Regions from separate parts of the Mus musculus genome. Here region 1 is linked to region 2. Evidence: chromatin contacts called from ENCODE Hi-C data. All regions are on one chromosome and are shown on one strand. The core of a region is the stretch at or near the end of the contact, and the rest is flanking DNA. Distances in the headings are between cores, read along the strand shown. Region 1 has its middle 5.8 kb from the start of Gm4035. Region 2 overlaps Gm40915 (a long non-coding RNA gene).

Region 1 (4,928 bases), core at 486-2,985, 180 kb before region 2:
CGCAGGCCCCTCAACCCAGCCCTCTGGAGGCTGATGGGGGACCATCATGAATTGATTCCAGGTCAGCCAAGCTTGCAAAGCAAGACCTCTTAAGAAAATAAAGCATACTGGTGGCTCATGCCTTTAATCCCAGCACTTGTGAGGCAGAGGCAGACAGATCTCTGTGAGTTCAAGGCCAGCCTGGTCTATAAAGCAAGTTCCAGGACAATCAGGGCTACACAGAGAAACCCTATCTGAAAAATAAAACACAATGCAAAAATACTACACCAATATCCTGTCTTAAATTACACATTTTGCAGTGGGAATATTTTAATTGTTCCTATCCCTATTTTTTTTACCTGCTTGTGTACTTACCTGGGCTCTAGAATAATGCTAGCTTAACAAAGACTTTCCCACAGAGACAACCAGAGGCACATCCTGACAATTAATTCCCTCTCATGTGCAAGTGTTTCATAGCTAGCTCGCAGAGCCATTGGCAGATTTCCACAAGATTTCAAAAATAGCTTAATGGCAAGATGGCTCCCATATTTTTCCATGAATACATTAAAAACAGATTGATGATTATTGAAACATAAGGCACAGATCTTACCACATTCCACAGAACCTAAAGCGCTGTCTATATAGGAGATCTTATCTCATGAGGGTTCTCGGAAGGGAAAATATTGATACGGAGCCAGGCACATCACATGGATTCCCTAGTGCTTAGAATTCTTCTTTTCATCTTATTGGAGACTACAGCAAGGTGGCTCAACAGAGAATGTTGTTTGCCCCCAAGCTTGGTGATCTTGCTTTGATTCCCCACCTCTTGTGATGGACAGATAGGAGCCTTCTGCACACATGCTCTGTGGTGTGCCCACACACACTCATGCATAACACATGCACAAAATAAATAATCATGTAGAGACCTTGATTATAATATTTTTAAATTCTGCACCACGATGCCTATACAAAGAGGAAATGTAGGTAAACAAATGGGGCGGGACAGACCTAAGCCCCCTTTCTATTCACAATCTAACGCTGTTGAATCACTTTGAGATCATGTGATTCGTGTCTCTTTCCAGACACTGTTGTTCTGTCTACCAGCCAGTGAGAACTTCCTGGAGATTTTTAAGGTGGGTGTTGTCTTGGGTTAATGTGATCCACAGGAGTGATCCCAGAACTCTGAAGCCACAAGCGGGATTATAAGTTCAAAGATGGAGAGCTACACGTCAGTCTTCAGGATTTCCTTACAAACAAACCCGTGGCACCAGTTCTTGGAGCTTTACCGTTCCCAGAGGACCAACAGCATCTACAGCTATGCAACATAGAATCCCAGGCCGGCAGCAGTGTGGAGTCCTCAAGCTGTGAAGGAATTCCTCCTGCCATCAATAAACTGATGCATCAATGAAACATTCAACAGTTGCTTCTCTCTTGCCTGCTTTGTTACAGCCGAGTACACTGACAGTTACCCAAAGACAAACTCTAGGAAGCAAACAAAACCTGTCTCCCGTAACAAAAAAAGGTGGGGAAACCCAGGGACAAACCCATGATTTGAGATTACCATGCCCAGGACTCTCCAGGATAGCTCTTGCTCACCGGCAGCTGTGTAGGAAGCTAACGAAACAGCCAGGGTTCAGAAGCCCAGCGAGGCTTCTCTCCACAGAGGTGGAAACCGCACAGGCTAGGGTGGGGCTGTCTAGAGACACTCAGCTTACCTTACCTTGCTAAACTCCTCTCATGGCTCATCTGTAAAGGATGGGTGGGTGTAAAGCGTGCCTCTCAGGACTGTCAGAAGGGGTAAGCGAAGCACGTAAATGCCACTGATACATGCCAAGGGCATTGTGGTCCAGCCATCTTCCCCACACTCAAAGTGCAGTGCCAAGCATCGGCCTGGAGGCCGAAAGTAAAATAGAACCTTGCTGAGAGGCAGAAGCCTGTAGCTGAGCTCGCCTTTGTCAGGTGCCCAGAACTTCACAGGTGGGCACTAATTGTCTTGAGAGTTCTTCTTTCTCCCCCCCCCCCCCAGTATGCAGAGAAAACCGCAGCTTAACATTGGGGGCAGGTTGAGCATTGTTCTCCTCACTATCTTTTGCATTTGACCAAGAACAGTGGTGTTTTGAAGAACAATATTTGGACAAGACTCAGCCCTGTCCTATGCTGTCACTGCAGGAGATGCAGGCTCTTCGTGGGCAGAGACAAGTCCAGTCATGGGAAGACAGAAGGCAGGGGCACAAGCCACCCCACCCCAGTGCAGCTTGCCCTCAGATTTCCTCTCCCCTCCCTTTCTTAGACACACCAGCTGCAGCTTTCTCCTCCTGTCTTGTGAAATGTCCCAGTCCACTACAAGGCTCGTGCAAATGCAAACCTCGGCCTTCCAGGAACCTAGCAAACTGTCTGCCCTGGAGTCACATCCAGTAAAAAGGCGGGGCCAGGCCAAAGCCACAGCCACAGAGAGTGGGAAGCCCAAAGCGTAACCCCAAACTCAGCAAGACTTTCTCTTATGGCTTTGGCAGATCAACCAGTCATTTTGCCTTGGTTTCCCATCCCAGCAATGAGAGCTACAGGCTCGCTCGCTTCCTTTACAAGTGTGTTGTAGAAGAATGTGGGAGAAAGGCCGTTTTGCATGTACTGACGGATGGAATGTAGAGGGAGTGCAAAATACCATTAGGGCATAATTGTGGGCAAACTCCCAGCCCCACCCTTTAGCAAACCATATTCCTCAGAGACTGGTGTTTTGCCACTTCTCTGCACTGTTAAAACAGTTTAAAAATATAGTGGGCCATTCTCTCCTCCTCCCCCCACCCCCAACCCGGTGCTATTTTTAGTCCACGTTGGTTTATTTCTCCACTGTGGCAGCAGCATCCTTTCCCTTTGGGCATCTGTATCTTTTTTTGGTGCCCCCCACAATATCCCATTACATCTTTCTACTATTTAGAGAGCCCAAAGATTCAGGACTCAGGCCTGCCTGGTCTGCCTGAGCTAGAATTTACCCCAAAGCAGACAGAGACTCAACTCAGGAAGGGGGTACAGGGAGCAGGAGTGACAGAAGCGGAGGCATGAATGTCTTGTCACATAGCCACTGAGGAAAGTCTGGAGACATCTGGGAATTTATAGCAACCACTCGCTATGTACCAGTAGCATCACCAGCCTGCGGGGTGAGGAAAGGGGCTTTCATCCCTTGGCTGCTGTCCCCAGACCCTTTTGGTTCCTTGTTCCAGCATGAACACATGGGGCCTCTCAGGCTTTTCTCCTGGGGTAACAAAGGCTGCAGGACTCCGGTGGTAAAGACAGCTCAGTCGACTGCACGCCCAACCTGTGACTGAGATAAGACTCAAATCTTAGACAATAAGAGATAGACACTAGAGTTTGGATCTTAAAAGTCTCCCCGGAGTCTGGTGTGTTAAGGGTTTTTGTTTGTAACTTGAGTCCTTTTTGCAAGGTTGTAAAGATTTTAAAGCTTTTGAAAGGTAGGTAGAGTAAAAGTTAGGTTTAGAGAATGTGCTCTCGATAGGTGGGGTACTGGGACCACTAGCTGAGTCCTCTCTGCCGCTGGTCATACCCTCCTCCTCCTCTCCCTCCTCCTCCTCCTCCTCCTCCTCTCCCTCCTCCTCCTCCTTCTCTCCTTCCTCTCCCTCCTCCTCCCCTTCCCCCTCCTTCTCTACCTCTTCCCCTTCCCCCTCCTTCTCTACCTCCTCCTCAGCTCCCATCTTCTCTCCTCCTCCCCTCCCTCTCCCTTCCTCTTCCCCTTCTTGGCTGTCAGGAGTCCAGTGGCCTCCTTATCACGGCCTCCCACGGCCTTAAAAACAATGAAGCCCAATGACCACAGATTGCGACCTCTGAGCCAGAACAAACCTTCCTCCTTGGAGGATGCTTATCTCAGGGAAGGCAGACTCTCCAGCATAAGCAACCACAGCTGCTTATGAAGTAAGCCAGAAAGAGCCAAACATCAAGCAAGGCCAGCTCCTCGACAAAGTGAGTTCAAGGCCAGCTTGGACAATTAATGAGACTTTGTCAAAAAAAAAAAAATTAAAAGAAAGACATAAATCCGTAGAAAAGCTGTATTTTCTGTCAGGTATTTTGTCTCAGTGACAGAAATCTGATTAACACTTCAAACCTCCATCAAGAAAACCAATCCTGGGTCACGTTTCTGGCAATTTTCTTTTGTTCCCGTCCTTTCCCAGTCGGTGTTTTATGTGCAGCCAGAGAGAATCAATCGTGACAGTGGAGTGTGACACTGCTCCCAGACAGCCCACAGGGTCATAGCACCAAGAAGGGAAGGCCGGCTTCCCACTGGGAGGACTATTTTGCAAGCAGCAATTAAGGAGCTCTTTTTAAACTTGACTTTTGGAGGGGGCAGGGGGCAAGAGTTTCAACTGCTGGCTGCTGTGGTTGGGCCTCAGAACTCATGTTTAGAAACCCCAAACAAAATCTTATTTTACTACGTATATTTATCTACGCCTTAGAAAAACAGAAGAGCAGTTTCTTCCTCTGTATTTACCAGCCACTTCAATTACTTCATATTAAGTACGATCCATAGACACCCCCTTCTGGGAGGGGAGGGGACAGAATCTCATTAGAAGCCCTGGGTGGCCTAGAACTCACCAAGTAAACAAGATTGGCCTTGAATTTATGTCAATCCCCTGCACCAGTCTTCCAAGTGCTGCTGGTATTGTAGGCCTGAGGTGACTTGGGGGAAGTACCTGAGACAAGTAACGCTAACCAATCCTGCAAGTGGCTGTATTTCATAATTCTACCTATGTTTTCCTTTTCTTCCACACCCCCTAAGTTATCTTAATTCATCTTGAAATGTGTGTGCCCTGTCTCCTTAGCATGACCTGTACCACCCCCAAATTTCATATGTAGATTCCTGCTCCAGAAGGTGACTGTTTGTGACTTTGAAGGGGTAATAATTATGTTAAAATGATGTCGTGGAAAAGGTGACCTGTGAG
Region 2 (5,489 bases), core at 2,159-4,658:
GCGTCTCTGCTTCTCATCTCATAACTCAGTGTGTTAGGCCTTGGTCAACACAAAGCACCCACCCAGGTCACCCCCCCCCACACACACACACACAAGGTCATCTTCAGGCCTTGACAAGGAATCTTCAAACTCTGCATTCACCTCTTCTCTCCTTGAACCTCTGGGCTTGGGCTCCATCCCTCAATGGCGGCTGCCACCCTTAGTCCACCCAGAAGCAAACTGCCTATCCCCCACCTCCTCACCGCAACTCTATGCTGTATCTAAGCTTTCCATCCAGGCTCAAAGCAGGGCAGGTCCAAGTGATACTTTATGAAGCACCCTGCGGCCCAAGTGACAGAGAACCAGGTAGCTCGTCCCATGGCTAAATGGAATGCCAGTTTGGAGGCATGTTGTATCCACAGTGACACCAAACAGCTACCCCCCCAAAAAAAACAAAAACAAAAACAAAAACAAAACCCACTAGGGACCTGATTCTCATCAATACTGACTGCTGGAGGTCTGCTCAGCAATGGGAAGACTCGTGACAGACACTCTTGGGAGCCAGAACCGGCTGCTGAGAGAAGCAGTTGCTTGTTCCGAGGGTAAAACACACTCTAAGGCCTTCTGCAAGCTAGACACACCATGCCTTTAGAATTGGGGTCAGCATGATCCACTGTCTGCTGGGGGACTCATTTCAGTGGATTAAGGAGCATTTGGGACAAAGCTGTTGCCAGAGGACTGAGTGTACACGTGGGTGGACTGTGGGCACACACTCTCACTCTGCTGGGGCTGCCTCCACCAGGAGAGAGGAGAGCTGGCCTCTCCCTCACAGCTGTCAGTGTCTGAATCTGCTGCCTCATACAGCAGATTCCAGGCTCTGTGACTTTGGATCCTAAAACTTTCAGCACAGTCCCCCAAATTCTCAGACTTTAGGCCTCGGTTTGAGAATAACACTACCAATGTCTTTGTGCATTGGTCTGTAGGTATGTGTTGCCATCATCTGACACTCCATCTTGTAGACAGGCTGCCCTGGGGCTTCTAGCCACAGCCAGTTCCAGTCACCTGTAAGTCCCACAGTCACTGGACAGCCTCCCCTAAGCATGGGTGACCATTTCCCCCTAGCTGTATGAATAGAGTCACATCTTGTTAACCTTTCTTCTCTACAACCAGACCATGGGCAGTTAGTGCAGATTACAAGCAGCTGAAAGGGAGTGGGAGAGGGAGAGAGGACTGGACTCTGAAGTCAGAGACTCAGGTGCCCCCTCAGACTCTCCTTCTGTGGGGGAACTCAGCAGGGCCAATCTCGAGGGGTTCCTTGGGTAGTCACAGCTGCTCTGCCATGCTTCTGTCACTGCGCTTTTCCCCTGTCACTGGAATCTTCTCCAAGTCATAGAGAACACATAAAGACAGAGCTTCCCGCTGCAAAAGAAAGTAGAAAATACCAGAGCCAGGCATGTGAGGTGGGCGCTGCAAAGCCTTTGCATCTCTGGATGAGTGATGTGAAACTGGAAAATAGAAATCCCGGGTCTTCACGGAGCCGAAAGTGGCATATGGCCACTGGGATGAAATATAAGATACATTTTTTAAAAGTTACCATTATTTTCATGTAAACACACTACAATAAAGTAAAATTTTAAAATGATGCAGAATAAAATATTAAATAATAGCATAGAAGTCGTGGAAATTGAAATTGTCCAGTTGGCAGCCAAATGCTCAGTAGGTTCTAAATAAATAAAAATAATTTTCTTGGAATAGAAAAAAAAATAAGGCTCAAATGTATGTAAAATTTTAAAGTGAACAATAATATAATGAATTTTAAAATAGAGAGGGGAAAGTGAAATTCAAAAGTGAGTGAGTGGGGTGCTTGATACAGCTTAGTGGGTAGAAAGGCTTTGCAGGCAAGCCTGAGAACACGAGTTCGATTCCCGGTCCGGGTGCCCACATAGTAGAAGGTGAGAACTGGTCCCTACAGGTTGCCCTCTGTCCTTCTCACATGCACGAGTCATATACACACATGCAATGAATGAATAAATGTGATTTTAAAAGATTAAAAATGAGCAAATAAAAATAAAATGCACATGGGCCTAGGCCGATGGTTCGGACGGTAAACCGTTTCCTCCTAAGCATGAAGACCCAGATTTGATCCCCAGCACCCACATCAAATCAAAGCTGAGCATGGGGCCTGAAGAAAGGGCTCTGAGGTTAGAGAGCCTGCTGCTCTTCCAGAGGACCTGAGTTCAGTTCCCAAAACCCACGCCAGAGGCCTCACTACCGCCTGTAACTCCGGCTTCAGTGGATCCAAGGCTGCCTTCTGGCATCTGTGGACACTATGAGAGACACAAGAGAGACACTCGAAAGTAAAAAAAAGAAACCTTAAAAATAAAAATAAAACGGGTATTACTCTATGCACCTGTGATTCCAGTGCATTGCACAAGGAGAGGGGTGTAGCCTGCAGCTCACTGGCCGGCCATTCTGATCAGTAGAGTCAGGGAGACCCTGGATCCAGGGAAGAGCTTATATCTAAACACAAGGGAAGCAGCCAGGCATACTGGTTTACGCCTGTAACCCCAGCACTTGGGAAGCACCTGCAGGCAGATCTCTGAATTCTAGACCAGCCTGCTTCATACAGCAAGTTCCAAGCCAGCCAAAGCTCCATAGCAAGACCCCGTGTTAAAACACAAAAACAAATAAACACAACAACAACAAAACCTAAAACAAAAACAAAAAAATCAAGGTAAGCAACTCTTGAGGTGTAGGTGTGACAGGACACCTGGGGTTGTCCTCTGACTTTCACGTGTGCAATCACACAAATGCACAATTCAAGGGAGCTGAACTATAGATGCAGTCAGCCTAGGTACCTGCTGATGGATGAATGGATAGAGAGTGTCACACACACACAACATACACTCACTCATGCACACTCACATATACATACAACATACATTCGCTCATTCACATACTCACACAACACATACACACACAACACACACACACACGCACGTGCACACACACACACACACATACACACACACACAAATACTGCTTTTTTTAAAGACAGCTTCCTCTGTGGCCTAGGCTGGCTTCAAATGCCTCCTCCTCTTCCTCCTCCTCCTCTTCCTCCTCCTCTTCTTCCCCCTCTTCCTCTTCCTCTTCCTCCTCTTCCTCTTCCTCCTCCTCCTCTTCCTCCTCCTCCTCCTTCTTCTCCTCCTCCTCCTTCTCTTCCTCCCTGTCCCCTGATGCCAGGATTTCAGGTTAGGATCACCATGTTTGGCCTAAAACTTTAAGTTTTGTTTTGTTTTGTTTTGTTTTGTTTTGTTTTGTTTTGTTTTGTTTTGTTTTTTTCTTTCATCGGCCCTCTAGTGTGCAGCTGCCCTAGCAGGAAGAAGGGTGGCAGGAAGGGGTGGCTCTGTGACAGCCTGGCCTCCGAAAGTGGCGGCTTCTCAGTGGTTTTAAAGGTCACTTGCTGACCTGACCGTTGCTGAGACTGAGGAAACACACACAGGAAGTGTTATGCAAGTGAGCAGAGAGACTCACAGGCTCCTGCCAGGAGGTCTGAGCCGATGCTTCGTGCTTTGTGCCACCCTGTACAGGTTCCCACCTCAGGAGCCCTCCAGTACCACAGCTGTGGCCACAGCCTGGCCGGATGACAGACAGTCCTGTGTGTGTCCCCCCCCACACTGAGCTGACAGCTGAGGACTGGACAGGATGGCACCAGTCTCCACCAGCTAGGGACTTTTCAGAGCAGGTATCATGAGAGCTACTAGAGGACTTGTGACTTTTGTCCCACAGTCAAACTTCAGGATTGCACAAACCACCAGCCTGGAGTGACCTTGCCTTGTGGGGAAGCAAGAGGAGCCCAGGCTCCCACGCAGACAGTAAGTCCACAAGGGTACAGAGTACCAGCGCTCTGAGAGCTTAAAATACACCCACAGGAGGAGTGAGGCCGGCTGGCTGCTCACCTTGGATCTGCACAGCACAGAACAAAGGGAGCCCTGCCTTCGTGACAGACAAATCCAACCCCAAAGTCCCTTTTCACACACATAGCCCTCATTGGCCAATGGCTCTTTGGCCTTCCCCTCTTCTTCCTCTTCCTCCTCCTCTTCCCCCTCCTTTTCCTCCAGGCTGACAAGCAGACAGACCCAAGGTCACCCCATGTCTATACTAGCCTGACAGCCAGATGGCCTCCTTCATCACCCAGCCTTCTCTGCAGGCTACATCCCAGATAGGCTGGGAGCTGACCCAGCATCTTAGAAAATTCGAAAATTTACCCTTTCCTCTCCCTACCCCCACCCCGCCGCCAGCAAACCCAGGTCACTCCAGTTCTAATCTCCTACTCGCTTCTGCTGAGTCTGCACTGGTTTGGGACTAGATGGACCAAGCCCTGAGCTCTTTCTGCAATATTCCACATTTGACCACAGTAGGTCACCATGTGCTATAGAGGTGGCAGGGCCTAGCCTGGTTTCTATATCATTAAAAAGAGTTGCAGATGCCTTCCACTGGCTTTTGGTAACTCATCCAAAATCAGGAAACAGGAAGAAAACTGAGCTCCTGGAACTGTGGCCCCTCCCTCTCTTCCACCTGGATTATATGTTTCCTGTTCGTACATAGAAACTTCCAGAATGGTCAACATGGTGATGGGTGAGCCGGGCGTGGTGGCGCACGCCTTTAATCCCAGCACTTGGGAGGCAGAGGCAGGCGGATTTCTGAGTTCCAGGCCAGCCTGGTCTACAAAGTTAGTTCCAGGACAGCCAGGGCTATACAGAGAAACCCTGTCTCGAAAAACCAAAAAAAAACCAAAAAACAAAAAAAGATGGTGATGGGTGATGGGAACCGGTTTGACCATCAGCAAAGCTGGAGTGGTATTGGATGGGACGGTTTCAAAGTCACCAGGCTGACCTCAGAGCATCAAAGTGTGATCTTTTGACAGTGCAGGCTGATACTTTGCAGATAGTGCACGGTGGGCACGCTTTGTGAAAGTACTCTAGCCAGCATACTCCTGCTAAGTCAGCCAGGACACTACATGAGAAAGACGTAGCCCAAGGCCAGCACGCAGCTGCTGTGTGAGGACAGGAGTGACAGGGTACCATTCTGGGCATCTAAATATAATAGGCAATAAGCTTGAGTCACTCAGACTTAGACTTTATGAGCCAGCCATGCTTTGATGGCATACCAGGTCACAAACAGTTCTCTTCCTTGGGCTACACAGGCCCATCCTCTTGTTAGGTCCTCTCACACTCCCTCTTCCATCACATAAAACAGGATGATAAACCTGAACCATGATGACTAGAGATAGCAGATAGCAGCTACCTGAAGGAGACCCTGGACCAGGGCAGATATAACTATGGTGGCCTCAAGCCAAAAAATCACTCACAGAGCCAGACAGAGCCAGCTCTCCTCACTGTCACATGAAGAGAGAGAGACAGGCTCAAGACTTCTTTTTCTACTTGAAGCCTGGTTAGGCTTAGAGTTTAGCATAGCCACAGTGTCCTCTTGAGGCAGTGCACACTAGA

Evidence for each region. Hi-C counts contacts between places; a loop is a spot of excess contacts on that map.
Region 1: a map of T-helper 2 cell shows a loop between it and region 2 (2.0-fold over the local background). The contact joins two enhancer-like sites. A Hi-C loop is called at or near these places in 2 of 37 maps with a recorded cell type or tissue (T-helper 2 cell and adrenal gland).

The regions. Positions count from the first base shown.
Region 1 is chr13:37,438,482-37,443,409 of GRCm38, forward strand. No RefSeq gene overlaps it. Among named protein-coding and RNA genes, the nearest start is that of Gm4035, 5.8 kb to the left of the region's middle. Within about 2 kb of position 1,736, at least 2 of the 3 ENCODE cell types and tissues checked have a DNase peak (open chromatin) inside an H3K27ac peak, as active enhancers do.
Region 2 is chr13:37,616,488-37,621,976 of GRCm38, forward strand. It overlaps Gm40915 (a long non-coding RNA gene), which reads right to left. Exons shown (of 4, transcript XR_873251.2): 4 at 114-1,398. Among named protein-coding and RNA genes, the nearest start is that of Gm40915, 8.3 kb to the right of the region's middle. Within about 2 kb of position 3,409, at least 1 of the 3 ENCODE cell types and tissues checked has a DNase peak (open chromatin) inside an H3K27ac peak, as active enhancers do.